Linked DNA regions of Homo sapiens: region 1 is linked to region 2. A link is an interaction called in ENCODE POLR2A ChIA-PET data of the cell type or tissue named here. Cell type or tissue: GM12878. All regions are shown on one strand. Each heading gives the region's core, and the rest is flanking DNA. Links, peaks and the distances in the headings are about the cores only.

Region 1 (16,137 bases), core at 7,167-11,166, 180 kb after region 2:
GTGGCTTCCTTGTCGGCTGGCTCCCACACCTGGCTGCTGCCCAGGGTGATTTAACCTGAGTCCCTGCCCACCTCACCAGACCGTTGGAGGAGAGACAGGCACAGCATTTGGCGCGGCCCACCCACGCAGGACACCCACCCCATAACCCATACCACGATGCCTCGGGCATGCCCAGCCAGATGCCTGGCACACAGCAGCTGCCTGACAGCAGCACACAGTGGGCAAGGCTACAGAAAGAGTGGGTTACACATTGTGTGATTTTAAAAAAAGAGGATATTGTGTGCCGACAGGACGTTTTAATCTGAGTTCAGGCGTTCCAGAAATAACAATAATAGCTCCTGCTCTATAGTACTTACTATAACCTTTTATGTAAAGTAAGAAATTTAACTCTCACAACATCCCCATGTAGTCGGTACTGTATTTAGCCCGATTTTGCAGGTAAGGAAACTGAGGCACAGATAAAGTGACCTGCCTGATATCACACATAGCTAGGACACACCGAACCAATCTGGCCCACGGAAGTCTGCCTTGTTCCAGAAAGACCCCAAGGTAACAAGTAAGAGACAGCCCTGAGCCTGGCTCTGTTATGACTCTCATTTTACAGGTGGGAAGACTAAGGCTCAGAGAAGCTCAGCAACATGCCCAAGGCCACACAGTGTTTGAAGCCAGGCTCCAGATATGCATCTGGCACTGGCGCGACCATCTTCTATTCTGCAGAGTACCTGGTTTCTGTTTTGTAAGATGTGACTCCCCCTACCCACTCACCCACCCAGATCTGCAGAGGGTGATACCACAACATGACAAATCCCAGTGAAGGGACAGTGAGCCGGACAGGGACAGAGATCAAAAGGAGGTTCCTCTGGCTCCATGGCTCTGTGGAGAAGCCCGGCAGCCACCAGGTTCCCTGCAAGGCATGGATTTTCTAGCCTGGAGAAGCGGCTGTAGGGGGTCACACCCTGCAGGTGGCAGGATGCAGGGCTGCTGTGGTGTGGCCATCTGGGGGACCCTGACAGTCTCCAGGGCTGTGGCCAGAGTCCCTTACCACACAGCTCAGGGCAGCCTTCCTGGAAGGTGCATCCCAGGAACCAATCCTGGGGCACCAGCCTCCCCCGGGCCGCACTGACCCATTGTCACCCAGGGGTCCTCATCACGAGGGGTGAGTGCACCTTGAAAAAGCGCATTCGTGTCACAAAATGCTTTGGTATTTAGAAAGCAACACCCCTTCCAAAACCAAAACACCCATTGTTTTTATCGCCCAAGCTACAGAAGGCAAATCTTGACAAAACCATCTTGGTTGGAATAGGGTGGGTTAAAAATGGCCACAGCCCTCAGAGGGACAGGGGAGGGTTTTCCAGGCTCTGACTGGAGCTGGGGCTGAGGCAAGAGGCTGGGAGTCTACAGTGACCTCCTTGGTGGCAAGCTGAGCTGCCCAGGGAGGGCTCTACTGGGGGCTCCCCCATGCAAGATGGAAGTGCCCCACACATGTGCTCATATGCAACACATGCAACATGTGCTCACATACATACTCACACAGGTGCTCCAGCACATGAGCACTGCTCACACCCTCCTGTGCAACGTGTGCTCAGTCCACACGCTCTCATATGTAGCACACACATGCAAAATACATGCACACAACTCACTCTGCCACGTGACACCCTCCTCCATGCAAGCTCACATGTTCAAATGTATACAATTCACACACTTGTGGGTGTACACTCATGCTTACACACACGCATGCATACCCCTCTGACTTGCACACATGGGTGTCTGCACCCACACAGACCCACCAGTCACGCACCCATGTGTCTCCTTAAGATACACACACACATCCGCACAAACAGAAAGACACAGAGGGCCAAGACCCACACCCAGCCACACCCATGGCCACCTCCAAAGACACACAGACACACACACAACTCATGAGTGCACACACAGAGATAGGCAGAGATCCACACTCAATCTCATGCATGGACGGCTCTCGCGGCCACCACACACGCAGAGAAAGACACACGGAGAGCCACACAGGCCACGCATACATCGAGCTGGACACACAAAGGGGCACAAGGACACACACAGGCACAAGGACACACACAGACACAAGCACACACACACATACACACACACACACACACACAGTCACAGGCTCCTGCTCTCACATCCCCCAAGTCCTCTCAACCCTCGGCGGGTCCTTGCACTCACCCTGGGCAGCTCCTGCCTCCTCTCCAGAGCCGTCCAAGGCTCCCAGAAGTGTCCAGACACAGCCCCGCTCCGAGGGCCCGTCAGCAGCACCACCGGCAAATAAAAAGCGAATGTGCAAAAATAAAAGCGAAAGGCTGCGATAAAGCCGTTCCCTTCCCACAGGACTCTGAGCTGACGCAGGTTCTGCTCTGCAATAAACATTTTCATTCTAATTTTAAAAGACATTAGCATTACCTCTTTGGCTCTCGATTGAGCCAGACGGTCCCTCGCCTCCTAGCTGCCCATCGGCCCCGCTGGGCATGGAGGGGACAGAGGGTCACTCTGAATGATGGGCACTGACCCAGGCTGCCTGGGTCTGATTTTACACCATCCGTGCAGGCCCCAGTTTCGGCGCCCAATAAACCCAATAGGTGATCAGAGAGACTGGGAGCCCCAAAGCTGGCAGAGACATCCCCCACCTTCCCCTGAGACTCCATCTCACCCCAGCCAGGATCCCTGCAGGTCCAATCCTGTTCTCCCATGTGAGGGCTACACATGAGGATGGTGGCTTTCAAATGGCAGGTCTGCCCCCAACAAATAGGGGGCCACCCCCACCTCCCCACAACTTGCCCTGCCTGCAAACCCGAGTCTCACCTCATACCTCCCAGCAGTGACCCAACCTGGCTTTCCGGGCTTGGCAAGAAATGAAGGAAGAAGAGAAACCACATAACGGTTTAAGAAAGCACCGAGCTATTTTTATGAGCTCAGAGGCCTAGACCCCAAAATGCAGCACTGCCTCTGGCCTCCAGCCTCAGCTCTTGCCACACCCTGCTCACCCGGAGGTCCCAGGCACTCTGAACAGTGATTTGCACAAAGCCCACCTCCGAGCCTTTGGCCAGGCCGTTTCCTCCACCTTGAACACACGTTCCTGCCTCTGCTGGGGCAGGACCTGGTCGCCCTTCAGGTCTGAGCTTCCAAGTCACTTCCTTCCACACTGCTGAGCATTTGGGATCCTGTATTGAATGGGCAACCCAGTTCCTGCCTTCACTGAGCAGATGATGTAGGTGGCCTCCTCTGGGAGACTTCCTTGGCCTTCCAGGCTATATTGAGCACCTATCCTTACTCCAGAGGCCTCCCGGCTCCTACTCAGGGACAGCTCTTCTCAGGCTGGTTCTACATGCTGCACTTCTGGCCGTTCCTGTCTGGGGGCTCCCTGAGGGGAGGAGGCAGTCTGCGGTGCTCCCCCTTTCCCCTGCACCAGGCATGAGCCCCATGGGCGGCTGCTAAGTGCATGAATAAATGAATACCCAGCTTGTGCCAGCCGAGGCCAAGTCCCTCCAGCGTGGCTCACTGTCCTCCTCCTCTGAACTCACGAAGAGAAAGGGAATCAGGAGACCAACATGAGTCCTTGCTAGAGAGAGGGAGGTGACGTTGGCTTCCTGCTCTTGTCTGAGCTGCTCTGGGGCTGGGGGTATAGGTCCCCTCCGGCCATTCCCCCGTTAACATGTCACCATATTGTCAACTGGGGCTCCGCAGTCCCCGAGCGTCAAGATGTGGGATGGAAAGGAGAAATGCTGGCAAGGCAGCTCACAGCAGCCTCAGTGGCCTCCCTCCAGAGATGCGTATCTACTTTGAAAGGTCCCTCGTTGGCCTGTACCCGGGAATCCCCGGTGCCAAGGCCGATGACTGCAGCAGCTCCTCCCTGTCTCTCCCACTCAGTTCTTTTTTTTTTTTTTTTTGAGACGAAGTCTCGCTCTGTCGCTCAGGCTGGAGTGCAGTGGCATGATTTTGGCTCACTGTAACCTCTACCTCCCAGGTTCAAGTGATTCTCCTGCCTCAGCCTCCCAAGTAGCTGGGATTACAGGCAGGCACCACCACACCCGGTTAATTTTTATAGTTTTAGTAGAGACAGGGTTTTGCCATGTTGTCCAGCCTAGTCTTGAACTCCTGACCTCAAGTGATCCACTTGCCTCGGCCTCCCAAGTGGTGGTATTACAGGCGTAAAGCCACAGCGCCCAGCTCCCGACTCTGTTCTTACCCCTACGACCCTCCTCTCCATGGTGGCCTGAGACTTCTTTGCAAAAGGTAAGTGGATCCTGTCACTACTGTCCCAAGCTTACGCCCTTCAATGGCTTCCTGTAGCTCTTAGAACTAAACTCCCCAAATCCTTACTCTGAGCCTCGGGGAAAAGTCCAAACTCCATGTGGTGGCCTTGGGGCCTTGTCTGATCTGACACCCACCAACCACTCCAAGCTCACCTCTAACCCAGCAAAACGACTCACACGCCCTGGAGCCTGGGTTCTCTGTGCCAATGCCCACGCCATTCCTGGTGCCCAATGCTGTGCCCCAGGTACAAAACAGCCACCCCGATCCCCTGCCTGCTCGCTGCAGTCTCTTTGCGGATCCTCCCTGGCTCCTGACTCTGAGCGCCTCGCTTGCCGAGCAGGACCTGCTGCTGTGAGAAAACGCTGTCTTGTGCAGTCACGGGTGGTCTGCTCACGCCAGTGACCCCCCTGAGAGCAGAAGCCCATTTTAGTTATCTAGGAGCTCCCCAGATCTGGCCCCGGGTAGGCACATGAATATGTATTAGTTATTGCTGCTGTGATTAATATCATTTTAGGCTCCCTCTGCTGCTGGTGCCTTGCTCTAAGCTCTCGTATTTGTTGCTAATAAATAAAGCCAAAAAGAAAGACCCTGGCTCCTCTGCTTCCTCCCCAACTTCCCATCCTGCTCTCTGGAGATGGAGGGCTTGGGGACAAGCAGGTGAGCAGTGTGTCATTTCCCAAAACACTTCCCAAAATTGAACAGGAAGCAGTGGGAGATGGGGTTTGTCACCCCAAGACAGGCATCTGAGTACCTGAGCCCAGAACAACATGGGTTTTCACTCCAAGGCCACACCTGGTGGTCTCAGGTGACACACACACATTTGAGGGTCTCATGTCACCTTCCTGGGTGTATCTGGACCAGAGCTCCCATCAGAGGCATGAGAAGGGAACAGGAAGGATGCCCAGTGCAGAACTTTCGGGGGTGCTGGGCTCTGTCCGATGTGTTGGCAAGGCTCTGCTTTTAGGATTTAATCCTTTTTATCTTGACAACAGGGACTCACCTTCTGAAGCCAAGATCTTAGCTGCCTCCCAACTTCTTCTTTTTCTTTTTTTTTTCTTGATGGAGCCCTGCTTTGTTGCCCAGGCTGGAGTGCAGTGGTGTGATCTTGGCTCACTGCAACCTCCACCTCCTGGGTTCAAGCAATTCTCTGCCTCAGCCTCCCAAGTAGCCGGGATTACAGGTGCCCACCACCATGCCTGGCTAATTTTTGTATTTTTAGTAGAGATGGAGTTTCATCATGCTGGCCAGGTTGGTCTCTAACTCCTGACCTCAAGTGATCCACCTGCCTCGGCCTCCCAAAGTGTTGGGATTACAGCCTACTAACTTCTTCAAGCCAGATCTCCTGAACAATTCCAGCTCAACTCACAAACCCACCCCGTGGCTGAGCTGGCCTTGCTTTCTGGAGGGAAAGAGGAGGCTGGAGGTGCCACTGAGCTGGGAAGCGGGGATGTGAAGCATCAGAGAAGAGGGACAGGACCACGGGATGGCTATGGGGCCTCGGGCAAGTGACTTTGCCTCTGTGAGCCTCAGTTTCCTCTTCTGGAAAATGGGTGTAAGTGATAAAAGCTCCTAAGATTCCATACGGGGAGCACCCAGCAAAGGGCCCCGCCTCCCACTCTGCTCTGTGGTGGCCATGGGGATGATAATTTGGGTAAACCCAACTGGCTTCTGGGAGAGCAAGAAAGGATGTGAGGGGTAGGGGATAGAACAGCCCGGGGCAGACAAAGAACCTCAGCCCAGGCAGGTAGGGAACTTGAGACCTCCAAGGTCTGATTTCCCCTCACCCCCACCGGAGGGCTCCATTTTGTACTCTCTAGGCTGTTGGCAAGAATGCGGACCAGACTCTGGTGATAACTGCTCTGAGCACCAGGCAGCTCTTGGTTCTCCCTGCTGATGGGGGGCTCGGTGGCACACTTAATCCTGGAACCATCACTCATCCACGAGCCACTTGTTGAGCCCCTGGCACTCTCTCTTGTCCCAGCATCACTGCTGACCCTGTCAGCCTCTGAGCCCTTGCTCGAGGAGGCTCGGACTTGCACAAGGGGACTCAGCTCCAGGGCCAGCTCACTGCTCCTGCACGGAGCAGATGCATGAGAGCAACCACCATGTGCAGGGACTCACTCCAGGCCCAGCATTTCCGGACCCTACATGGCACCCAGCATGCTCCTTCATTCTGGCTTTGAGACATTGAAAGGGTTGACAATGTCTGAAGCAGACAAAATGGAGGCTGTGAGTTTCGCTTATTTCATGGAGAGAAAAAGTAGTGATGGTAGTAACGGTAATATTGATCAATACAATTTTAATAAGAACAGCTATAACTCACACACTGAGTCCTTCACCTGCACCCTCTCATCTACCTCTCACTGCAGCCCTCAAGGAGGGGAGCACTGCTATGCTTACTTTACAAATGAGGAAACTGAGACTTAAAATGGTGAAGTCATTTCCCTCCTTACCTCATTAGACCAGGAAATAAAGACTCAGAGAAGGCAGACCACTTGCCTAAGAACACACAGTGGGTAACAGACAGGAATTTGATACCAAGAGTATCTAACCTTCATCCATTTTTTTTTCTTTGAGATAGGGTCTCACTCTCTTGCCCACACTGGAGTGCAGTGGTACAATCACAGCTCACTGCAGCCTCAACCTCCTGGGCTCAGGCAATCCTCCCACCTCAGCCTCCAGAATAGCTGGGACTACAGACGTGCGCCACCTCACCTGGCTAATTTTTGTATTTTTTGTAGAGATGGGGTTTTACCATGTTGCCCAGGCTGGCCTTGAACCCCTGAGCTCAAATTATCTACCTGCCTCTGTCTCCCAAAGTTCTAGGATTACAGGCATGAGCCACTGCGCCTGGCCACCCTCATGCTCTTAACCACAGCTGTTCCCACCCCAGGAAAACACATGGCTAGTCATTCAATAAACAGCATAAGAGATGCTATGGGGTATCTGGTGCTGGGCAGACTGAGGTGAAGTCCCTGGGTGCTTGCGGCTGACCCTCTAAATAGGAGGAGACAGACACTGAAGGCTGCATTACTCCCAAGGTGATGACAGCCAGGTAGGGGGCCAGGGGACAATTCTGTAACTAAGCCAGTCTACCTTCGTCCAGAGATCAAGAGAGCCTCCCTGGTTAAATAAGACAGCCTCCAGGCTGCACAAAACTTCCGGCACAATGAGCAAGACAGACATGCATTGAACAGTATCACATAAATCACTTCTATTGCTTAAAAGGTGGATGCACCAGCTGCAGTGGCTCATGCCTGTCATCTCAGCAGTTTGGGAGGCTGAGATGGAAAGATCACTTGAACCCAGAAGTAGGAGACCAGCCTGGGCAAACAGTGAGACCTCCATCTCCCCCCAGCCCAGAAAAATTAGCCAGACATGGTGGCACACGCCTGTAGTCCCAGATACTGGGGAGGTTGAGGTGGGAGGATGCCTTGAGCCTAAGGGGTTGAGTCTGCAGTGAGCTGGGACTGCACCACTGCTCTTAGCCTGGGCAACCGAGCAAGACCCTGTCTCAAAGAAAAAAGGTGGATGCTGCCAAAAGCTAGGTGCTGTTGCAACCGGGGCACAGGGGGAAGACACAGGTCTCTGACCCCAGTCCCCAAGCTCAGTTAACAGCAGAAGTTACTTACCTGGCAGGAAAACCAGGCTTCCAGCATGACCCTTGCCTCCCTCTGCCCGCTCCCGGTCCCCGTCCACTTCTCGGGCCCTTCCGCCACAATGAGGTGGCCAGGGCTGCTCACACCGGGCCCAGCCGCAGCCTGTTCCCCTCCTTCATGCGGCTCTTGGAGTGATCGATTCTGCCACGGGAATGGCCAGGATAATTTTTGCTTAGCTTCAAATACCTCGTTTTCAGGAATTCCTCTGCCAGAAGGTTATAAAGCTTCCTCTAAAATGTGGGGGAAAGATTAAGCCTGCTTATGGTTAATAATACACTGTCCCCTGTCCGTCAAATTGCCTGTCTGCTATTGAAAGTTCACTATTAGATACTTATTTAAACAGCCTCGCAAGGCTTCTGAAGAAAGTGCAGTTATGCATTTTTCCCCTCCTTGCTGGCGCGAACGACTATAGATAAACATCAATTGGCTCCTGCGGATCACAGTCACAGTAAATAAATTTTTCAGGAAGCTTGAGATCCGCACAAAGGCTCCGCCAAGCTCCCATTTCACACAACATCAATGTTTGGCCTCCAAGAAATAAAAGCTCTAAGGTGTCCATCGCCAGGGCAAAATTATCAATTGTCAAGTCACTTTTAAAAGAAAAAGAAGATAGAGGGTTTCAGGGAGCCATTTCATCCTGCAGCTTAAAATAAAAGGAAGAGCGACAGGCGCTTCACCCACAAACTAACCACTGGGACTTCCCCCTAAAAGCTCAGGTGTTCATCGCCCCCCCGTCAAATTTCTGGCCCCAGCCCTGCTGCCCTGGGTGAGCTGAAGCAGTCAGTTCAGCTTGGAGCTGCCGGTTCCAGCTGAGTTCAGTGACTTCAGTGACTCAGGCGTTGGGTTATTTTTACTTTCTCAAAGTGGGTTTTTTTTTTTCACTACTTTTAGAAGTGGCAGACGAGGCTTGTCTATTATAAAATATTTGTTGCAAACACGCACTTACTTGCTCACCGCCCCACACACAGTTCTCGTCTGTGTAAAAATCTCAAGTCGCCGTGGTGTGAGGGGCAGGAGATGCAAAAGCTAGGACACCCTCCTGGGCGAGCCAGAGTTTATGTAACAGCACAGTTCTACTGGAGTCGGGGTCATCTAAGCTGGGAACCTGAAACAGGTGTCATTTTCCAGATAGGGAAACTGAGGTACAGGGGAGCCAGAGGAAGTGAGACATAGAGGTGGATGTACCTGCATTTGCATCTCAGCTCCACTACGTTCCAACTGCATGGCCTTGGGCAGGAAACTTAAATCTGTTGGGCCTGGCCTGGTGCAGTGGCTCATGCTTGCAGTCCCAGCACTTTGGGAGGCCAAGGCAGGTGGATCTCTTGAGCCCAGGAATTCGAGACCAGCCTGGGCAATATGGCAAAAACTTGTCTCTACAAAAAATACAAAAATTAGCTGAGCTTGTTGGCATGTACCTGTGGTTCCAGCTACTCGGGAGGATGAGGTGGGGAGGATCATTTGAGCCTGGGAGGCAGAGGCTGTAGTAAGCCATGATCGGGCCACTGCACTCCAGCCTGGGCAACATAGTGAGAACTTTTCTTAAAAAAAAAAAAAAAAAAAAAAAAAAATCTGCCAGAGCTTTGGTTTCCTTATCAGGAAAATAAATATGGATTACTACAGCTGTCCCTTCCTCAGAGGGTCACTGCAAAGATTAGCCTCTGCCATTCCTATTTGCCAGCTTTATTATTAAAGGTCTTAGACCCTCCTAGCCAATCGCTGGCAGGACCAGGGCTGGATGTGAGAAAGGAACACTGTTCTTGGAGGCAGCAGATCCAGCCCTGATTCCAGGCCTGTCACTTTTGCTTACGGCTCCTCTCCCAGTCCCAGATTCTTTGTCCAAATGAGACCTTGGACTAGTCAGTGTCTAGCATTAAAACCCACAGTGATGTCTTCCCAACAGCCGCATTGGGAAGGTACTATTATTATGCCCAATTTACAGAGATGAAAATTGAGGGTCTGGGAAAGGCAAGCTGTGAGGAAAGGCCAATAGCCTAGACCTCAGCTCAGCCTGCTCAGAAGACTCTGCTCCTCCTGCCTGACCACACAGCCCCCTGTTTGCAGCCAAGACTTCAAGTCTCAGTGTTTCATTCAGAGACACATCTGGGACTAACAGCTGGAGCCCTTCTTCCTGCCTGCGGATGGGGGAGACATTCGCACACCCTCTCTCTTCTTCACCACAAAACTCCTAACAAAGGTCAGGGTGAAAAGGACACCCTTGCTCTCAACGTTTTCTAAAGATGCTGGTATTGGGTTGAATTGTGGTACCCTAAAATTCACATCATCTTGAACCTCAGAATGTGACCTTATTTGGAAATAAGATAAGGTCAGAAAGAAACTTAAATCTGTTAGAGCTTGGCTGGGTGCAGTGGCTCATGCCTGCAGTCCCAGCACTTTGGGAGGCCAAGGCGGGTGGATTTAATCAGTTATGTTAAGATGAGAGCATATCGGATTAGGGTGGGCCCTAAATCTAGCGACCCTTGTCCTTATAAGAAGAGACAGGTGCAAAGATAAGACAGTCATGTGGTGATGGAGGCAAGATCCTAGTGATGCGGCCACAAGCCAGGGAATACCAGGCAGGGCCGGCAGCCACCAGAAGCTGGGGGAGGTGAGGAAGGACCCTCCCCTGGAGTCTGGAGAGGGAGCACAGCCCTGCAGACACCTTGATCTTGGACTTCTGGCCTCCAGAACCACGAGAGGACAAACTTCTACTATTTTAAGTCCCCTTTAGTTGGTGGTAATTTGTTACAAGTGTCCTCAGAAAGGAACACAGCGTTCTTCTATAAAAAGTGCACAGAACCCCAGGTGACAATTATCTGGGCTTTGGGAAGGTTCCAGGCTGGGTGGGGTGAAAAACTGAAGTGGGCCCCATCAGTTGGGCAACTGGGATGAGGTGGCCCAATCCTGCACCCCTCGATGGCCTGATCTCTGTTCTTAGGGGTCTGTACAGGGAGGAGTGAACGCTGCCCGGTTGCACTTGACCTCCGCCAGCAGCAACCCCAGCTGTGTCTCCTCCGGGCCTTTGTGAAAAGGGCACGGCTGAGTCGGGAAATACACCCTGGCAGCTTTGGGGCTGCGGATCTGACTTCCCTCCGCAAACAGGAACAATGAGGCCAACCTCCTGGGGCCAAGTCCAAGACTGTCTTTTATCCAGTCCATGGTGCCCGCTCACCTGGCCCTGGCTGGAGTGGGAACACTGACTCCTTCAGCCACCTTTTGGGTGAGTCCAGTGAGTGACCCCTTACATGGATGTGCACACGGATGTGCAAACTGAGGCTGAGAGTGACTGAATTCCTGGCTCAAGGTCCCATGTAGTGAGGACACGGCGCAGCCGGGCACAGACTCACTCTGTCAGATTTCACTCCCCCGTGGCCTTAACCCAGAAGATCAAGGAGAAGCACACAGGGAGCCTCGGCACACAGTAGGTGCTCCATCAATGCTGGCTTGTGCTTGCTTAGAACCTGCTGTTTGGTGATGGCATTGTTTCTCAGTGCCTCTCCTGAGATGAGAAGGAGACCTCAAACTGGTTTTTACAATTAAAAAAAAAACAGAGAGAGTGAGAAGTAGCATCTCTGTTCAGCTGATGGGTTGGTGGCACATTTGAAAAACCACCGGACAAAATGATGGAGCTTGTATCTCTAACATGAGGGGCCTCTTGGTGAGGTTTGGGATTTTTTGCAGTTCACTGCAAGGTGTGGGCTCAGGGAGGATATCATTTGACCCTCACCCAGAAAAAGGATGCCGAGAGATGGGGAGGTGGAAATCACCTCTGTTTTACAGAGACCAAAGAATAGTGTAGTAAAGGGATCGCAGGCCGGGCGCAGTGGCTCACACCTGTAATCTCAACATTTTGGGAGGCTGAGGCAGGTGGATCACTTGAGGCCAGGAGGTTGAGATCAGCCTGGCCAACATGGTGAAACCCCATCTCTACTAAAAATACAAAAAATTAGCCAGGTGTGGTGGCGCCTGCCTGTAATCCCAGCTACTCAGGAGGCTGAGGCAGGAGAATCGCTTGAACCCAGGAGGCGGAGGTTGCAGTGAACCGAGATCATGCCACTGCACTCCAGAGCGAGAGACTCCATTTCAAAACAAAAAAGAGGTAAAGGGATTGCCCCTTTCGGGCCAGCCCAGAACCCAAGACAGAAACCTCGCTCACCTGAGATGCTCCCTCATCTGGCCCCACGGAGAGCTCTGTCAATTCAGCACTGACAAATGTCCCTAGCTGGTCACTCCTATCCAAGCCCATTCCCACAACTCTGCTCCAGGACCGGGGATCAGATCACTCATCAAGATGCTGCAGCTGCCTCCTCCCTGGCCTCCCTGCCTCCACTTGGAGCTCACCTCTGCTCCCCTCCACTGCACATGATGGCCAGAGGCACCTTCCTCACATTAAGCCCACCTGCATCACTCCTCTGCCCCAAAACCTCCATGGCTCCCATCACCCTCAAAATGTAGTCCAAACTCCTTATCTGCCCATGAGCCCCCTGAAAGGCCACCAGCCTGCTTTGTGATGTTTTAACTGAAGAGGAGACCTAGGGCCACAGTGACTAGGTTCTGCTTTTTGCCTGCTTAATGCTCAAGCATGAATGCTCTGGTTACAGTTCCCCAAAAGCACCTGCACTCTCTGACCTCTGAGCCTTTGTACTTGCTGTTCCCTCTCTCTGGAATGCCTTTCCCTCTACTTCCTCCCATTAACCTAGGAATGCCCAGCCATCTTTCAGCTCTCAGCTTCGATGCTGCCTCCTGCAGAGGGCTTTCCAGGCCCTCTGGATGGCCGCTGTTGCAACACATACTGCCCTGCTCAGAAAACCAACAGCCTAGCAGAACTTGGGTCCAGGAGAGCACTGTAGGGCCTGGAGGGGTAACATCAGGGTGGATAATTCAGGTGGAGGCTTTGCTCCTCTCAGCTCAGAGCCCTGGGCCTCAGAGCAGACAGACCAGGGTTCCAAATTACAGGCTTCAGATGCTGCTAGCATTTTTTGTCCCCTACAGTGTGTTATCAAACATATTTTCTATTTAATCCCCATTACTCCCCCCATTTCTCAGATGGGGAAACTGAGGCTTGAAGAGAAATCAGTTGCTTAAGGCCACAGTTTGGTGATCTACAGAGCCAAGACTCAATCCCAGCGCTGCTGGACTTGGCCTCCAGGGCCTGTGCCCTTGATCACTGTCACAGGGCAGAAGATGCTCTGAGAACAGGAACTGCACAGGACAAAGCAAACTGACCGTGATCATTACCACAGGATGCTGGAGCTAGGGAGAACTGCATCTCCACTTGGAATATCCTGCAGGTCCCTTCGCCCCGTGCCTCAGTCTCCTCACCTGTAAAATGTCATAATACCACCCAACACTGCACACCACCGCCCCTGGATAAGGCAAACCTAGTGGAGTGGGGAGGGGGTCGTAACTCCTGAGGGGTCAGCAGCTCACTCAGGAGCAGGCAGGTGGGAAACCCAAGATGACTCTCCACCGCCTCTCCCCACTGCAGAGCTGTCAGCCTCGTCAGACGGGGGTACCATGGCACCCAGCTGCCCGGTCGGACATCTCATGTCCATGCACGACAGGTGAGCTTCATAGCTCAGCTCATTGTCCAAACCTGAGGCGCTCAGAGTTGCACGTCTAGAGGAAAGAACTAAGGGCTCAGGGCCTGACACTCCCAGGTCTGCGTCCTGTCTCTACCATTTGCCAGCTGTCTGTCTTCAGACAAGTCCCTTAAGCTCTCTGAGCCTTTTCCTTCTCTGAAAAATGGTGACATCATCTCCATCTACTCCACAGGGCTCCTATGAAGACTAGAGTTAAAGCGTCACATCGTAGGGATTCAGTCCGCTGCTATGAAGACTCCAGTTAATGCGTCACATCGTAGGGATTCAGCCCGCTGCATTTTGAATAATTAATGCAGTGGTTTCAGTCCTTTACTTTTTTTTTTAATTGAACTTTTTATTTTGAGATAATTGCTGATTCACATGCAGAAAGAATACAGAGAGGCTGGGCGTGGTAGCTCCCATGCCTGCAATCCTAGTGCTTCGGGAGGCTGAGAAGGGAGGATTTCTTGAGGTCAGAAGTTTGGAAAAGAACACAGGGAGATCTCTTGCCCCCTTCACCCAATTTCCCCCAAGGGTCACATTTTACAACACTGACAGCAGGACCAGGATACTGACATTGACACAGTCAAGGTACAGAGCATTTCATCACCCCCAGGCCTTCGTGCTGCCCTTTGATAAGCACACATATTTTCCTCCCTGACCCCATTCCCACTCCATTCCCTGTTCCCCAACCTTGTCTTTTCGGGAATGCTAAGTAAGTGGAATCCTTCAGTAAGTAATCCCTTTTGAAATAGTCTTTTTTCCCTCAGCACGATTCCTTCAAGCTGTATCCACATCATTAGCTTATCAATAGTTCGTTCCTTTTCATTACTGAGTAGTGCTCCTCGGTGTGGGGGTGCCACAGTTGAACCACTGGCCTGGTGAAGGACATCTGGGGTGTTCCCACTTTTTGGCTACTCATGAATAAAGCTTCTGAGAACATTTGTGTGCAGGTTTTGGGGTAAACTTCAGTTTTCAGTTCCCTAGGATATAGTCCTTCATTTTTAAACCCATACAGGCATATAATTTCATTCATTCAACAGATATCCATCACACATCTACTATGTGCAGGGGCTGTTCTAGGCACTGAGGAGACAGCACACAAAGGCAGACAAAGCCTCTGTCCTCTTGGATGATACAAAACAAAATGACTGAACAAACAACTTATGGCTAAGTCGACTCTACAGCCACACACAGAAATGAAAAGCATTCTCTGATTAATGATCAAATTAGTAGCTGCTCCAGTGAGCCAGGTTAAGTGCAAAGCACTTGCGTGTGTTTTCTCAAGGAATAGTATTACCTGCTAGTAAAACATGCATTGCATCAAGATGAAGCCACCAGCTGGCAGGCTAGAAAACTCTGGTGACTTCTTCTTCATAGCATTTTCTTTCTTTTCTTTCTTTTTTTTTTTTTTTTTTTTTTTTTTTTGAGATGGAGTCCCACTCTGTGCCCAGACTGGAGTGCACTGGCACGATCTTGGCTCACTGCAACCTCCGCCTCCCAGGTTCAAGCAATTCTCCTGCCTCAGCCTTCCGAGTAGCTGGGATTACAGGTGCCCGCCACCACGCCCAGCTAATTTTTGTGTGTGTGTGTTTATTTTTGGTAGAGACAGGGTTTCACCATGTTGGCCAGGCTGGTCATGAACTCCTGACCTCAATCCGCCTGCCTCGGCCTCCCAGAGTGCTGGGCTTGCAGGTGTGAGCCACTGTGCCCGGCCCACAGCATTTTCTTTAGTAAGTCCCTTGTTACGGTAGAATAACTTACTATGTCCATTCCTATTTCATAGGCTATAAAAAGTATGTCACTTGACAGCTCGAATAGCAATGGGTAACATTTCTTGAGTGCCATGTTTGGCACCATTCTCAGATTTTTACACATATCATCACTTTTTTTAGTGATGGGGTCTCGCTATGTTGCACAGGGTAGCCTCAAACTCCTAGGCTCGAGTGATCCTCTTGCCTCAGCCTCCCAAGTAGCTGGGACTACAGGAATGCACCACTGCACCCAGCTGTGCCTCATCACTTTTAATCCTCATAAACCAAAAACCATTCCCTGAGATAACTGCTCCATCAGCCCCATTTTAAAGAAGAGGAAACTGAGGTTCCAAGATGCTAAACAAGTGGCCAAAGGGCATATGGCTGGGAAGGGCAGAGCCAGGATTTAAACCCTCGGAGACAGAGTCAATTTGATGTCCTAAAAGAGGAGCCTTCTTCCTCTCCCTGTCTGCACCCAGCTCTGTGATGTTAAGTGTCTTTCTCTCCCAGGCACTGCACACTTCACTAAAGGCCCTGGATAGCAATTGTTTCTAAGATAAATTGGACAGTTCCTCATTAACTATGAAAGGCCTAAATGCTGATCACCTCAATCATTATGTTCTAAGCTCTCATCATTAGAAAAAGAAATAATCAGGTCAGCCAAACCTGATTCTTTTGATGAAAATGTTTCCTTCTTTGATGCACCCCAGGCTACACAGTTCCAGTTGCCTGTGAACTAAGTACTTTCTCCATCAGTGACACAATCTTCATCTTAAGTTCTGAACTCACATCCATTGCTCTGTGATACTACCATGATATAATAGAAATATTTAACCACTGAAGTGGCCAATGTCTTTAGCA
Region 2 (16,137 bases), core at 4,701-8,700:
AGCCTTCCAAAGTGCTTTGATTACAGGCATGAGCTAGTGTGCCCGGGCTGACTCACTTTTTAAAAATATATATATTTTAAAGTAATGTTTTATCTCACTTTCATAAATAGAAAATCGGGATCTTGTATCATAAGTAGAAGGTGCTTCAACCATAAAAATAAAGGCAAGGAGAAAAACAAAACAAAACAGAAAATGGATGTTACTGAATCTGAATTTTCGTTAGACCCTGTGGCCTGCCCAAGACCTTGAGCCTGGGCCGCCTCTCCTGAGGTTCAAAGGGGAGAGCTGGTGGCGTGGAGGTGTTGAAGATGCTCCAGTACCTGGCTGAGGCTTTACTCAGAGGGGAGCAGAAAGGTGGCACCCGCACATCCTGCAATGTGTTCAAAGTTTCAGTCTTGGGTCCGGGTACACCCAGGCTGTCTCCAGTATCATGTGGACTCCGCACTTGGGGAAATACTAGGTGCTGCCAAGCCCCCGACCTCTAAAATCATGCCCCCACTCCAGCATCTGGCAAGCCTGGTATCCTAGTGTCAGGAGAAGTGACAGGGCATCCGTGCAGCTCCTTGCCTGGAGCCAGCGATGCAGGTTTCTGTTGGGCTCAGCACTTCTCCCGGAAGCCTTCCAGCCGACACATGCGGCTGCCCAGAGCTGCCAGCCCCACGCAGGGGTGTGAGCGGGACTTCATTTCCCTACTCACTCCCACAATACACAGATGGTCAATAGACAGACCAGGGCAGTGGCCACGATGATCAAACAGCCTCAGATCCAACCTGGATGTACAGACCCCAAATCTAAAGTGTTTAAATACAACAGACCCTTCTGATGAGCTGATGAGTGGCAGACTTGGATCCACTATGAGCCATCAGAGATGGCAGGTCCTGATGGGCGTGCAGGGATGGGGGACACCGTGGGGAAGTGTACCCGCCTTTGTCCGACACACATCAACCTGCTCTGGGGCACAAACTACTTAGTAAAATGGCTAATTCATTTGGTTACATGGGATCCAAACCCATAGAGAACACAGTCAAAGGACTGATAATATCTGAAGACCACACCAGGCTTTCTAAAGGCACTGTCAGGGAGGTGGGTACAACTTCGCCTATTCCATCTTTCACCACTAGCTGATGCTATTGGTGGTTTTTTTTTGTTTTTTTGTTTTTTTTTTTTGAATCATGGAGGGGGTTGGGGAATCTAGAGCTGTCTCTATCCTCCCACTATGTCCATCTGAAGGAAAGTGGCATTTGGAGCTTTTTTAGGAAACACAGAGCCGGAAAGGCTGTCCGAGAGGCTGTTTAGAAACACATTTATGCAGAAGTATGCGTGCACCCCTCCAAAATATCTTCGAGACAGAAGCCTTCTCCCATCTGGGCCCAGGCTCCGGGCGCCTGCGGGGGTGGGAGGCTCAGGCTATTGATGGTGGCAGCGAGACTAACTTTGATCCTTTAATCTAAACTTTTCAATAGCAGATGGGGTGCCAAGCCTTTATATGCAGCTGTGAGCCATGTGTCTACCCACTCCTTTCTTGGGGCAGTTGGCAGTGGGGCTGGCGGGGGGTTCCTCCTGGCTTGGACAGGGACAGAGGGCTGGGAATGAGGGTCTTCTTTCTTGGCACTGGGTGCTGATGGTAATAATAATACCACCACCACCAGCACCAACAGCAGCAGCCACTGTTTACTGAGCATTTACTATGTGCCAGACACCCAGCTAAGGACTTTACAGTCCTCACCTTACTCAGCCCTCCCAGTGGCACTGGGAGGTAAGTCTGCTTTCCAAAGGAGGAAACAGCTGCTCAGAGAGGTTGGCTGAGCCAGTTACTCAAGGCCACCCAGCCAGGGAATAGCACAGCCAGGACTCAAACCCACATGCCTTACAATAAAAATAAAGTTCTTCACCAGGCGCGGTAGCTCATGCCTGTAATCTCAGCACTTTGGGAGGCCGAGGTGGGTAGATCATCTGAGGTCAGCAGTTCAAGGCCAGCCTGGCCTATGGTGAAATCCCGTCTCTACTAAAAATATAAAAAACAAAAAACACCCAACAAAAAAACCCCCAAAAACAACAACAAAAAATCAAGTTCTTATATACTGAGCTGTACAGAAAGTTCCAGGAGGGCAGGGGTGGTGTCTGTTTTGCTCAACATTGTGCCCCTGTTGCTGACAGAGTGCCTGGCAAACAGTAGGCACTCAATATTTACTGAATGAATTGCATGGGGCAATGACTGCTGGGCACCATGTTTAGTGTTCTCTGTTGCTCACTGAACCCATCCAATGGCCCTTATAATGAGGGGAGGTCATTATCCACATTTTACATTGGGGAAACTGAGGCTCGGAGAAGTCAAGTGTGATGTGGGAAGCAAAATGGCAGCACAGGATTGGCCTGGCTCTGCAGGGAGGTTCTTCAACCTGGAGTCTTGCTCCTTTCTTCCTCCACTTGCCAGGTTGGGAGCTGTGTGACTGTCTCCCCAGAATGAAAGTTCCACTTGTTCTTCCTCGAGCACACATCTGCATTTCAGCAAAGGCTTCATCCTTCCAGCCTGGAACTTTTCAATCTACTGGCAGCAAAGACCCTTTAACTGTTTTTCACTCTTTTTAGAGCTCAAATCTCCAGTGGTTTTGTCCAAGCTCCTTGGATTTTTAAATTCCTCTTGCAACTGGGGTAGTGGGTAGGAGCTGGGTCGGGGCGGGTCTAGATTCAGGCTCCGTCACTTCTCTGCTGTGTGACCTTGGGCAAGTGGCTTGAATTATCTGAGCCTGTACTTCTTCAGCTTCCCAGTGAGGAAGGATGATGGAACCTACCTCCCAGGGTATGGGTGTGTGTGGAATCAGTGAATTTGTATCTGTAAGGGCCGAACACACTGCCTGACACACAGAAAGTACCCCAGAAATGACCTCCACATGGTGGCACTTCAACCTTTAAAACCAGGTCCAAAGGCCTCCCTCTCTGAGGCCTCTGCCAGCCATCCTTCCTTGAAGCCTGCTTTCTGTTGTGTATTCTGGTTGTCTGTCTTTGGGTCATGTTGTCCTTGCTGAACCCGAGAGTCTCCAAGGGCAGGCCTGGACTTGAGCTTGAGTTCCCACAGGGCTAGGCACATAGCAAGCACTCAGAGCATAAGCTAATGAGACGCCACGGCTCGAATGCCTGTCCTCCCTTCTGAAAGGGACTGGCCTTTACTGAACACCTCCCAGGCAGCAGCACCCGGCTGGATGCTTTCATTCAGTCCGCTCTCCAACCCTGAGCTGCTGGGAGGAGCAAAGTTTAGCCAGGGGGTCATGGGGAAAGGGTGCTCCTGGCTGAGGAAACGGCATGGGCAGAGGTGTGGCAGGAAATGGTGCGACACTGCCTTCTAAAGTTAGCTGTCACCTGGGTGTGGTGGCTCACATCTGTAATCCCAACACTTTGGGAGGCCGAGGCAGGTGGATCACCTGAAGTCGGGAGTTCGATACCAGCCTGACCAACATGGTGAAACCTTGTCTCTACTAAAAATACAAAATTAGCTGGGTGTAGTGGCATGTGCCTGTAATCCCAGCTACTCGGGAGGCTGAGGCATGAGAATTGCTTGAACCCTAGAGGCGGAGGTTGCAGTGAGCTGAGATTGCACCACTGCACTCCAGCCTGTGTGACAGAGTGAGACTACATCTCAGAAAATAATAATAATAATAATAAAGTTAACTGTCATCTTCAGGAAAATTGACATTGTTAAGTTTTTCCTTTTTTAACGGGTGAAATACTGTTTTATGCTAACCTTCAGTGTTCCACTGACCATTATGGGACTAACTGAGCAGAAGCGTGGGCATGGAGGAGGGAGAGGAGGAGGGAAGGAGGGAAGGTTAGCACAGACAACACTTTCTAATCGTAGAAAATCTCTATTTCCTGTAGCTGTGCAGGTGGCTTATCCACTAGATGGCACTGAAACGAGTTATTTGGGACAAAAACAAAGCTAAATGCTTCACCTCCCCTGCTACTTCTATCAATATCTATTATATTTCAGCTGGTTCAAATGTAAATGTTTAAAAATTAAGATCACAAAAGTACTAAAAAAACTCCTTATACCCTTGAGGCGAGAAAGATTTTTAAAAACAGGACCGGATATTCAGAAGCTACAAAGCAAAGATTTGCTAAGATTTCTTGCTTTCTGCAAATATTTTTTTGAATACCTGCTACATACAATAGACAAGAGACATTACACACTAAGTTGAGAAACAAAAGGCAAACCAGGGGAGAATATATGAAACATGTATACCTGGACAAAGGTTAATATCCCCCATATACAAAGAGTGTCTACAAATCAATAAGAAAATAATCTACTCTCTGGTAGAAAAAATCCACTCTCTGGGCTAAGGAGACATAAACCAGAGATTTCTAAAAGTATAAATATGAATGCTTTATAACATATGAAAAGATATTTAGTGAACTAGTAAGTAAAGGACTGCAATATAAAATCAGCAAGGAGAAAAACATTCTTATTCTGGTCACTGATCCTGGGGTTTGTGGTCAATACAAGGCTACAATGTACTTTTCCTTCCCAAATTTTCTTCTTGGTACAGCACAGTACCAATAGGGGATGTGTTCCCAAGCACCTTAACTGTCCAGAGTTGGAGAGGGGTTAGGTAAATTACAATACAGCTATACAAGGGATTGTTAGGCTTGTACAATGAATCAAAGTTACTTGGGATCTGTAATCACACAGGGAAATATGAGTGCTTCATGTCAGATAAAGGAAACAATTCAAAACGGTACATGTAGAATCAGCAACTGTTTTGAAAAAGTACACAGGGAAAAATCACGGAAAAGAAAAACAACAAAATGCTTTTCTAGCTGGTCGTTTTCCCTCTTTCTGTTTCTCTCTATTTTCTGAAGTTGACAGCATGCATATGCTACTTTTATAATCGAGGAGACAAATTTAAAAATTTTAAACGTTGTAGAGCATTTTCCTATTCTATAGGCTCAGGAACCCTGTTGCCTGCACCACTGCTTATCCAATGTCCCTGACAACAGACCGAACCTCGTAGAATCAATAGCAGACGCTTGTCACTCCTATAACTGTTATACCCTGATGTCAATGGGCTGCTGATTACTCAGCCCTGCGGAATGCTTTCATGTACAGCGTAGCGAATCCTCACGTCCACCCCTGAGTAGGTTCTATTACTATCCCTCTTCTAAAGACACAGAAACCAGAGCTCAGAGAGGTTAAAGCCCCTGGCCAAGGTCACACAGCACAAAACACCAAACTGAGAGTTCCACCCAGGTGTGTCAACCTCTATAGCCTGGGCACTGAGCACCTTCCTGATCAGCCTCCCCCCCAAGAGAAGGAGCAAGGTGAGAAATGTCTGCCAGGAATTGCAAATCTGCATCAGATTTGTAAAAACCAAAGCACAGTAGAAAACAACATTTTGGGGCACTCACCTGTCTCTTATCTCCTCAGCAATGTTCATCTGCCTGCCCTCTCATTTCCTCGTTCCTTGTTTTTTTTTTTTTTTTCCTTTTAACTAATCACTCAGTTAACAAGTTAGCCTTCTGAAGCTTGGGTCCGTACCTAGTGACTCTACGAGTGCGATAAAGGAATCAGCCATCACCAATACAGAAGTCAGAGAGGTTTAAATCACATCATCACCCACAACAATGACATTAATTATGCTTTTAACACGTTTTACTGCTTTTTTTTTCTCACTTCACGCCACATCTGTGTGAACAATATCCAAAAGATTTACGGTTTTCTTTCGTAATTACAGACATCCAGGCTGCACACTTATCAAAATACTTGCTGAGCCATCAGGCTCTGTCGTATTCTCTGCCAAAGATCTGTGTTGGCAGCAGTCACTCAAAACAAAAATGTTGAATCAGGACTTGTGTGGCTTCGGGTGGCGGGGAGGAGTATTTCGACAAATAATTTGCCTGTCAAGAAATATAAAAACAGGAGTGTGCGCGTCCCAGCGAATTTTCCAGGAGTGTTATTTTTATGGAGGGGGTTGGAGCTGGGGGGCCGGCAGTGAGCGGGGAAGCTGGAAGCGCCCAACACACATTTGACATTTGGTTCTTGTGTCTGAGGATAAAATTTAATGAGAACAAAAATATGTCTTCCTAATTCCCCTAAGAAATCATTAAAACATTTTGTTATGCTTAAATGTCTCGAAAATGAATTAGAGGCCCTAAAGGGGCTGTTCGTATGGTACGTCTCCATCAGTTAAGGCTCCTTGTTCTCTAAGTCGGTGACAGCTGGGGACAGCTCTCCCGCCCCTGCATTTCTGGGGAGGAGAGTTGGGAAATCAGACTCCTGGAGTCAGCACTGGGCTTGGAATGACCTTCCTGCTCCCGGGCTTTGGGGAAAGAGGAGAGAGGGTATATGGACCTTCCAGAAGGTTCCACAGCAATCTTGGGACCTTGAGTGGCCCCTGGCCTGTGACTGTTTTAACAGTCTTCTCTCCAGAAAGATGAGGGTCCCATAAGAACACCCCCCAAAATGAGGGCTCGTTTCCAAGTGGGGGGCCGTAAGACCCTTCTGTTTCCCTTTGTCTTCCTGCCTGTCTGTACCCCCAAGCACTAGACATGCTGGTGTCCCCCTGTGACTGTGATGACAGGCTATGTGACCGATGATCTGGTCACTTCTGCCACTCAAAGGTAAGCTTCTGAGGGCTGGGCCCATGTCTGTGTTTGTAGGGTCACAGCTGTGTTCCCAGTGTCCAGCAAGTGCCGGGCACACAGTAGGCACTCAATAAATGCTATCTGAGTAAACAACACAAGATGTGCATGGAAGGGGGGTCTCACTGATGAAGTATCTTTTTGCTCCAATAACCTTTCCTCCCGTTTTTGCTGCTGAGTCTTATTTCTAATATTCAACAATTATTAGGTGCCTACTGTGTACCAGGTTCTGGGTATACGAATTTAGTATGATTTAGTCCGAGGCCTGGTGCATTTCACATCTCCTAGGAAAGCTGGACACATATATGATAAGGAGAATAGTTAACACTTAGTAAGCACCTGCTGTATACTGTGAACCTTGATGCCTCCAAATAACAGCACGAGGCAGGTTCTAATATTATTCTCAATTTATGGAAGAGGAGACTGCAGCTCAGGAAGGTGAATTAATTCCTCTGCAGTCACGCAGTAAGTGACACAAACAGGATTTGAATCTGGGTCTTTGAGCCTGAAAGCACACGCATATCTCAGCGCTGCCCCCTCGTGTTACAACTGAGGTACTACGGGGTGCCGTGGGAGAGCGCTGCCTGGGGACCCCTGGGAGGCATCTCTGGGGTCTGTACAGGGTCATCCTCCAGTGTCATTTGTCGCTGACACAGTGGGACCCAAAGGATCGAAAAGGGTGGGAAATAAGAGGGTGTCTTTTTCTAGATATCACTGATGAGAGCGGAGACATTATAAGCAAAAAGGCGGCAAGGAATGGTGCCACTGGGCCTCTTGGCCATGAGTACGTTATGGCCGGCAGTGAGGGTGATAATGACCCCAGCTGCAGACACATGGGCTGTCTCGGCCTCGTGCCATAGCGCCATGTCCTCGCAGGGACCACAGCCTGCAGCTGTGCCATCAGCTCTTGCCATTCCTTCCACTCTCATCACTGGGAAAACTCACGTGGCTGGACTGTTCCTGTGAGCGCGGGATGGGGTGGAGCATGGGACCAGGCAGCAGGCACATGTGTACTGGCTGAACGTCCGCCCCAAAAGGATACCTCTGTGTCCTAACGCCTGGAACCTGTGAATGTGACTTTATTCAAAGTGTCTTTGAGCTGGGCATGGTGGCTGCACCTGCAGACCCAGCCATTCGGGAGGCTGAGGTGGGAGGATCACTTGAGCTCAGGAGGTCAAGGCTGCAGTGAGCCAAGATTGCACCACTGTACTTCAACCTGGGAAACAGAGCAAGACCCTGTCTCTTAAAAAAAACAAAAAACAAAAAACAAAAAACAAACAAAAACCAAAGTGTCTTTGCCGATATAATTAAGGATCTTGAGATGAAATCAACCTGGATTATCCAGGTGGCCCCAAAATCTAATGACAAGTGTCATTATAAGAGAAAGGAGGTTGGGTACAGTGGCTTACACCTGTAATCCCAGCTATTCAGGAGGCAGAGGTGGGAGGATCACTTGAGGCCAGGAGTTTGAGACCAGTCTGGGTAACATAGTGAGACTTTGGGACTACAAAAAATAAATTTAAAAAATTAGCTGGGCTTGGGAGGCTGAGGCAGGAAGATTGTTTGAGCCCAGAAGTCTGAGGTTGCAGTGAGCTATGATCACACTACTGCACTCCAGCCTGGGCTTTGTTAAGCAAGACCTCATATATATTTTTTAAAAGGAGAGAGAGAGAGAAAGGAGAGGGAGATTGAGACAAAGATACAGAGGAGACATTGGAGTGATATAGCCATAAGCCAAGGGACACCTGGAGCCACCAGAAGCTGGAAGAAGCCAGGAAGGATCCTCCCCTGAGCCTTCAGAGAAAGTATAGCCCTGTTGACACCTTGATCTTGGGCCTGTGGCCTTCAGAACAGGGACGGAATGAATCTCTGTTGTTTTAAGGCATCCATGGTAATTTATTACAACAGCCGTAGGAAACTAACTCAGCCTTCCACGTGCAGCCAGCTTGTCACACGGAGCAGAGTCTGGAAATATTTGTTATACATGATGAGACCCGAGTCACATCTCTCCCTGCCTGTGAGACCTTGGGCATCGGGCTCAACCTCTCTGTGCCACAGAGAAGCGAGTTGCTTGGACCTGCTCCCATGGGGCGTGTGAAACGCAGAGCACAGAACAAAGGCAACTTCTATATCAGGCCTGTGCGCTCAAACTTTCCCATGCTCCAAGATCACAGGGGAGCTTGATAAAATGCAGAAGCTGATTCTGTGGGCCGGGGATGGGGCCTGAGACTCTGTAGTCCTTCCTTCCTCCCTCCCTCCCTTTCTTTCTTTTTTTTTTTTTTTTTTTTTTGACAGGGTCTTGCTCTGTCACCCAGGCTGGAATGCAGTGGCACAATCTTAGCTCACTGCAACCTCCACCTCCTGGGTTCAAGCAATTCTCCCACCACAGCTTCCCAAGTAGCTAGGACCACAGGCGCCCACGACCATGCCCAGATAATTTTTGTATTTTTTTTGTAGAGACAGGGTTTCTCCATGTTGCCTAGGCTGGTCTCAAACTCCTGGCTTCAAGTGATCCTCCCACCTGGGCCTCCCAAAGTGCTGGCATTACAGGCATGAGCCGCCACCTGCGGCTGAGCCTCTGCATTTCTAACCAGCTTGCAGGTGAGGCTGATGTTTCTGGTCCACAGACCACACTTTGAGTAGCAACAGGCCAGAAGACCTCCCTCTTCATCCAGGCCACACGCTGTCGGAGGGCAAGCTTTGTCAGCATTGCTGGATTAGTGTCCCAGCGCTGCAGTAGAAAAGCACCACCAACTGGGGGCTGAAAACAACAGACACTTATTGTCTTGTAGTTCTGGGGACCATAAGTCCAACATCAAGACACTGGCAGGGCTGTACTCCTTCTGAAGACTCTAGGGAAGGATCCTTCTTGTCTCTCCCAGTTTCTCATGGTTGCTGGCAATCTTTGGTGCTCCTTGCCTTGTAGCTACATCATTTCCACCGTGCCTCTGTTTTTACACAGCTTTCCTCAGTGGCTATCTCTGTACCCTCGTCTCTTTTTTTTTTTTTTTTGTTGAGACAGGGTCTTGCTCTGTCACCCAGGCTGGAGTGCAGTGTTGTGATCTCGGCTCATTGCAACCTCCGCCTCCTGGGTTCAAGCGATTCTCCTGCCTCAGCCTCTTGAGTAGCTGGGAATACAGGCTACCACACCTGGCTAATTTTTGTATTTTTAGTAGACATGGGGTTTCCCCATGTTGACCAGGGTTGTCTTGAACTTCTGACCTCAAGTGATCCTCCTGCCTCTGTCTCCCAAAGTGCTGGGATTACAGGCTTTGAGCCACTGTGCCTGGCCCCATACTTCTTACAACACCAGTCATTGGATTTAGGGCTCACCCTAAAGCCAGGATGATCTCATCTTGAGATCCTTAGCTAATTACATCTGCAAAGACTTATTTTCAAATAAGGTCATATTTTGAAGTTCTACGTAGACATAAATTTTGGAGGCCACACTATCCAACCCACTACAGTTGCCCCAGACAGAGGAACAGTGGACTTTCCCACCCCAAATACAAAGATCCCAGAAATGACCTTGACATCTAATCTAAATGACTCTGTGTTCTCTGTGGTTTGGGTTTTGCAGTCGGACAGCTGAGGGTGGGATGTCATTTTCCTCTTCACAGGCCCCCAGCCTCAAACACCTCCCGTAGTGCTGATTCCTGCCACTGTGTGGAAGGATGGGGGAAAGGACTGGGAGAGGTCTGGGTGGGGAGAGTTAGCACAGCAAGGCCTCCTCCGGGCTCTGCCATTGGTAAGCAGATCATTTCAACTCTTTGGGCTCCTGTTTCTGGGTCAGTAAATGAGAAGGTAGCAGGGGATGGGCCATTTAAAACAAGGGAAAGTTTTGGCCGGGTGCGGTGGCTCACATCTGTAATCCTAGCACTTTGGGAGGCTGAGGTGGGCGGATCACTTGAGGCCAGGAGTTTGAGACCAGGCTGGCCAACATAGGGCAACCCTGTCTCTACTAAAAATACAAAAAATTAGCCGGGAATGGTGGTGCATGCCTGTAATCCCAGCTACTCGGGAGGCTGAGGCAGGAGAATTGCTTGAACCCGGGAGGCGGAGGTTGCAGTGAGCTGAGATCGCGCTACTGCACTCCAGCCTGGGCAACAGAGCAAGACCCTGTCTCAAAAATAAAATAAAATAAAATAAAATAAAATAAAATAAAATAAAATAAAAATAAAATAAAATAAAATAGGGGAAGCTTTTATGGATGTCTGGCATATGTATAGATCCTTTGTGTACAACCAAATGTTCTCAAACTGTAACCCAAACCAGGACCGAGAAACCACAGTCCCAGCACCCAGAGGCCCCTCCCAGGAACTCTTGGCCCCCTTCAAGTGTTTGAAACCACTATCTTGATTTCCAATAGTACAGGTTGACTTTTTTTTTCAATTAAGGTGAAATTCATACAACAGAAAATTTATCATTTTAACGTGAACAATTCAATGACATTTAGTACATTCTTGATGTTCTACAACCACTTGTTCACTTAGTTCCAGAATATTTTTATCCCCCAAAAAGAAACTCATACCGATTAAGCAGTCACTCTCCAATCTCCCTCCCCAGCCCCGGGCAACCAACAATCGACTCTTATCTACGGCTTGCCTGTTCTGGATGTTTCATGTAAATGAAATCCTACACTATGTGGCCTTGGTTTCTGGCTTCCTTCACTCAGCACTGTGTTTTCGAGGTTCATCTTCACTGAAGCACATATCACAGCTCCATTCCTTTTTTATTTGAGACAGAGGACAGTCTTGCTCTGTCATCCAGGCTGGAGTGCAGGCATGATCTCAGCTCACTGCAATCTCCACCTTCTGGGTTCAAGCGATTCTCCTGTCTCAGCCTCCCGAGCAGCTGCGATTACAGGTGCCCACCACCACACCTGGCTAATTTTTGTATTTTTAGTAGAGATGGGATTTCTACTAAAACCGCTGGGTTGGCCAGACTGGTCTCGAACTCCTGACCTCAGGTGATCGGCCCACCTCGGCCTCCTAAAGTGCTGAGATTACAGGCGTGATCCCCTGTACCCGGCCCTCCATGCCTTTTCATGGAAAGGGAGTAATACTCCCTTGTAAGTCTAGGCCACATTTTGTTTATGCATCCATCCATTGATGGCCATATGGATTGCTTCCCCCTTTTGACCACTGAGTAACATTAATTGTCTGTTTTTAGATTTTCTGTAGGTGGAATCCTACAGGATGTGCTCTTCTGGGGCTGGCTTTTACTCAACAGCAGATTTTTGGGGTTGGCTGTGCCATTCTGGGGGAGGTACTGGAGGTCTTGCCTCTATTGCCACCTGCAGGCAGAGAGCACTGGGTGCCCTCAGTCTTCTGTGCTAATGGGATGGGGGCTCTAGTGGGTAAGATTTCAGCTCCCCAAGTAGGTCCAGGTGGGATATCTCATCAGGAGTCCCCCTAAAGCAGGCTCCTGGCTGATGTGACAACATGATGAAGGAAGATGGGGGGAGCCCTGGGGGGACATGTCACACCAGACTGGCCACAGCTCCCCCTGCCCTATACAGAGTGCCTGGCCTCACCCAGGAGCCCAGGCATGTCCCCACATCCCACCTCAAAGTCCCTGTGTCACAGTCCTAATGGCTATTTATTGTCGTTAACTATTCAATTACGGAGCCCAAGCATTTCTTACCTGGTGCTTCAATTAATTGCTTGTAAACACTCAGAAAAGCAGCCTCCGCCTCCTGACTTCTCTTACTAAGGGCCACCACCTTTGGAGACAACAAGAGAAAGAGTCACGTGTAACCATGGCATCTGTGTCTGCAAGCAAATTTCATCATTTTTTTTTTCCACAAGAAAACATCTGCAGGTTTTTTGTTTTGTTTTGTTTTGTTTTGTTTTGTTTTTGAGAGAGAGTCTTGCTCTGTCGCCCAGGCTGGAGTGCCATAGAATGATCTCAGCTCACTGTAACCTCCGCCTCCTGGGTTCAAGTAATTCTTCTGCCTCAGCCTCCTGAGTAGCTGGGATTACAGGTGCCTGCTACCACTACAGGTGCCTGCCACCATGCCCAGCTAATTTTTTTGTACTTTTGGTAGAGACGGTTTGACCACGTTGGCCAGGATGGTCTCAAACTCTTGACCTCAGGTTATCTGCCCACCTTGGCCTCCCAAAGTTCTGGGATTACAGGCATGAGCCACCATGGCTGGCCATGTATTTTTTTTCTTGTTTGTTTAAGCGATGGGGTCTTGCTACAGGTTGCCCAGGCTTGTCTCGACCTCCTGCGATTCCCCTGCCTCGGCCTCCCAAAGTGCCGGGATTACAGGCCACCACCGCACCTGGCCTTAGTCATTTTCTACTTGTGCAAACATGGGATAGGGGAGGGGCAAGAAGGAGAAATGAAGGTTAAAAGTGTGGGCTCTGGAGTTAGAAAATCTGGGTTGAAAGCCCAGCTCCACTGTGTGCAGGCTGTGTGACCTTGCACTGCCCCTCTCTGATTCTCAGTTTCTTCATCTGTAAAATGCGGGGTAAATAACAGGACCTACCTCCTGTTGGGATTAAATGGAGCCGCACCTAAGTGCTAAGCACAGGGCCCGGCACACGGTGTGTTGGTGACACCTGTTATTCTTCTTATTAGTAAAGGGTAGACTGGAAGTTCAAATATGATACATGTTTTAGGAGGAAAGTGGGACACGTCTAGAGAATATTTCTTGCCACTAAAAATGAAAGAGAAATTGTTAAAGCTCTCGTAAGATATCAAACAACTTTAACAAATGTTGGAGGGTAACAGAATTACCCTCTTTAAAAGAGGTGGAAATGTATTGGTGATTAAAGTGATTAAAAAAGGTTAGTTTTAGGCTGGGAGTGCTGACTCATGCCTTTAATCCCAGTGCTTTGGGAGGCTGAGGCGGGAGGATTGTTTGAGCTCAGGAGTTCGAAACCAGCCTGAGCAACATAGTGAGACCCTGTTTCTACAAAAGATAAAAAAATTAGCCAGGCAGGGTGGCTCGTGCCTGTTGTCCCAGCTACTCAGGAGGCTGAGGTAAGAGGATTGTTTGAGGCCAGGATTTCGAGGCTGCCATGAGCTATGATTGCACCACTGCACTTCAGCCTGGGCAATAGAGTGAGACCCTATCTTAAAAAAAAAAAAAAAAAGATCCATTACAAAATCTCTGTAATTTCTCTCATTGTTAGTCTGAGAAAGTCCCTGGTCTCTCACCTTCCAGCATGGATGACAGTCTCTCATTCCCTCAACAAATGTTTCCTGAGCACCTGCTATGCACCAAGCACTGTGGGCTGAGAACCCAGCCATGAATAAGGCAGACTCATGTCCCACCCTTATGGGACTTACAGTCCGGTGGGGACACTGGCATTAAGGCAGCTTCCCCAGATGACTCATTAATTACAAGTGCTAAACGCTTGGCAGAAAAGCACAGGGTGGCCTTGGGAGTGTGTAAATTGGGGGGAGGCTGACCCAGTTTGGTAACAGAACATCAGGAATTATCTCCCTGAGAAGGGGAAGTCACTTGGGGGAGGGCAGAAAAAAAGTTCTAGAAGCTAGACAAAGGGAAAATCACCAAGCTGTAGGTAGGTCTTTTTTAAATTTAAATTTTATTTATTTATTTATTTAGAGACAGAGTCTTTCTCTGTTGCCCAGGCTGCAGTGCAGTGGCACAATCTTGGCTCACTGTAACCTCTGCCTTCTGGGTTCCAGCAATTCTCCTCAGCCTCAGCCTACCAAGTAGCTGAGATTACAGGCACCCGCCACCATACCTGGCTAATTTTTTTGTATTTTTAGTAGACATGAGGTTTCGCCATGTTGGCCAGGCTGGTCTCGAACTCCTCACCTCAAGTGATCTGCCCACCTCGGCCTCCCACAGTGCTGGGATTACAGGCATGAGCCACTGCGCCTGGCCCTGTGGGTAGATTTTTGTCCTTGCTTAGATGGACAAGAGTGAGTTTCTGGGGACATGCAATTGAGTGGGAGACACAGCTATGGCCAGTAGGAAGCGTAACCACTGCACACCAGCCTGGGCAATAGAATGAGACCCTATCTTTACAAACAAAACAAATGCACAGGAGGAGGTGCAAACACTGGTGGCTCCTGTGAGCCCTGAGGAGGGGGCAATTCATTCAGAATCTTGGGGCGGGGGCGGGGGGCATCCCTGATGGGCTAATAAAAACAAATGGCATCGACCGTTTACTGTGTGCCAGAAGCTTTTACTATTCATGAGAGTCTGTCTCCACGGACACATCAATCACCGAATGGCTGCTGCCACCTGCCCCATCATACAGATTAGAAAACGGAGGCTCAAGGACGTCAAGCCACTTGCCCAAGGTCACCCGGTTAGCAAATGGCAGGGCCAAGATTCACACCAGGTCTGGGGATTCAAATTGCCACTCTGAATTCAAATGCTGCCTTCCTTTTGTCCTGGATAGAAAAATTACCCCAGCCAGTGGGGCCGGGTGTTCAGAGCCCATGAGGATGCCGCTGCCTTACAAGCCAACTACAGCTGCCCTGGGCGAGAGGCTGCGGTGCTGGTGACTTGGCACCCAAGAAAACAATGAGAAACAAAAGCAATTCATCTCATGGGTCTTAGAAGGAGAATTATCAAAGACCAGCCAGAAGAATGACTCAATGTTCCATTTTACGGTTGCCTGAGCTGAGTGCATGTGGTGGCTGGGGTCTGAGGAAAGGCACTGGCCTCCAATGAGAGACTGAGCAAGGGTGGGGACAAGTGCTGGAAGATTCCTTTAATGTTTCCCTGTCCCTGCCTAGAGCACCCCCTACTTTCCCTTCATGGCACTTATCAGTGTATAATGGTCCATGATTTATCTCTTCCAGTGGGGAAGACTAAATCTAACATTATAAGGAGGATGACAGTTTTGGTCTTAAGTTTTCCCCACTGGAGCGGAGCTGTTCAATAAGGCAGCCACCGGTCCATGTGCTACTGAGCACTTGAAATGCAACGATTTCAAACTGAGATGGGTTGTAAGTGTAAAATATAGCATTTCTAAGTCTAAGAAAGAAAAAGGAATGTAAAATACCCCAATACTTTTTTTTTTTTCCTGAGACAGAGTCTCGCTCTGTAGCCCAGGCTGGAGTGCAGTGGCACGATCTTGGCTCACTGCAAGCTCCACCTTCTGGGTTCACGCCATCCTCCTGCCTCAGCCTCCCGAGTAGCTGGGATTACAGGCGCCCGCCACCATGCCTGGCTAATTTTTTGTATTTTCAGTAGAGACGGGGTTTCACCGTGTTAGCCAGGATGGTCTCGAGCTCCTGACCTCATGATCTGCCCGCCTCGGCCTCCCAAAGTGCTGGGATTACAGGTGTGAGCCACCGCGCCCGGCAATAATTAAAAAAAAATTTTTTTTGGACAGTCTCGCTGTATTGCCTAGGCTGGAGTGCAGTGGTGTGATCTCGGCTCACTGCAACCTCTGCCTCCCAGGTTCAAGCAATTCTCCTGCCTCAGCCTCCTGAGTAGCTGGGATTACAGGTGCCCACCACCACGCCTGGCTAATTTTTTTGTATTTTAGTAGAGACAGGGTTTTA

The links. Peaks named below come from ENCODE experiments on the same cell type or tissue, not always from the same donor. Only the 100,000 strongest peaks of a DNase experiment are listed, where the experiment ranks them.
Region 1: POLR2A ChIA-PET joins it to region 2 with 6 read pairs; 2 of 35 experiments call an interaction of 5 or more read pairs at or near these places.

What each region holds. Positions count from the first base shown.
Region 1 is chr12:111,086,180-111,102,316 of GRCh38, reverse strand. The region is part of intron 1 of CUX2 (cut like homeobox 2); the gene reads right to left. Among named protein-coding and RNA genes, the nearest start is that of CUX2, 60 kb to the right of the region's middle. RefSeq lists enhancers at 1,597-2,216, 3,152-3,231, 3,342-3,441. In GM12878, for the core only: no CTCF peak of the experiment used is centred there; a DNase peak (open chromatin) is centred at 8,747.
Region 2 is chr12:111,259,982-111,276,118 of GRCh38, reverse strand. It overlaps CUX2 (cut like homeobox 2), which reads right to left. Exons shown (of 22, transcript NM_015267.4): 4 at 12,280-12,358. Among named protein-coding and RNA genes, the nearest start is that of MIR6760, 36 kb to the left of the region's middle. In GM12878, for the core only: a CTCF peak has its summit at 7,164 (motif pointing left); no DNase peak of the experiment used is centred there.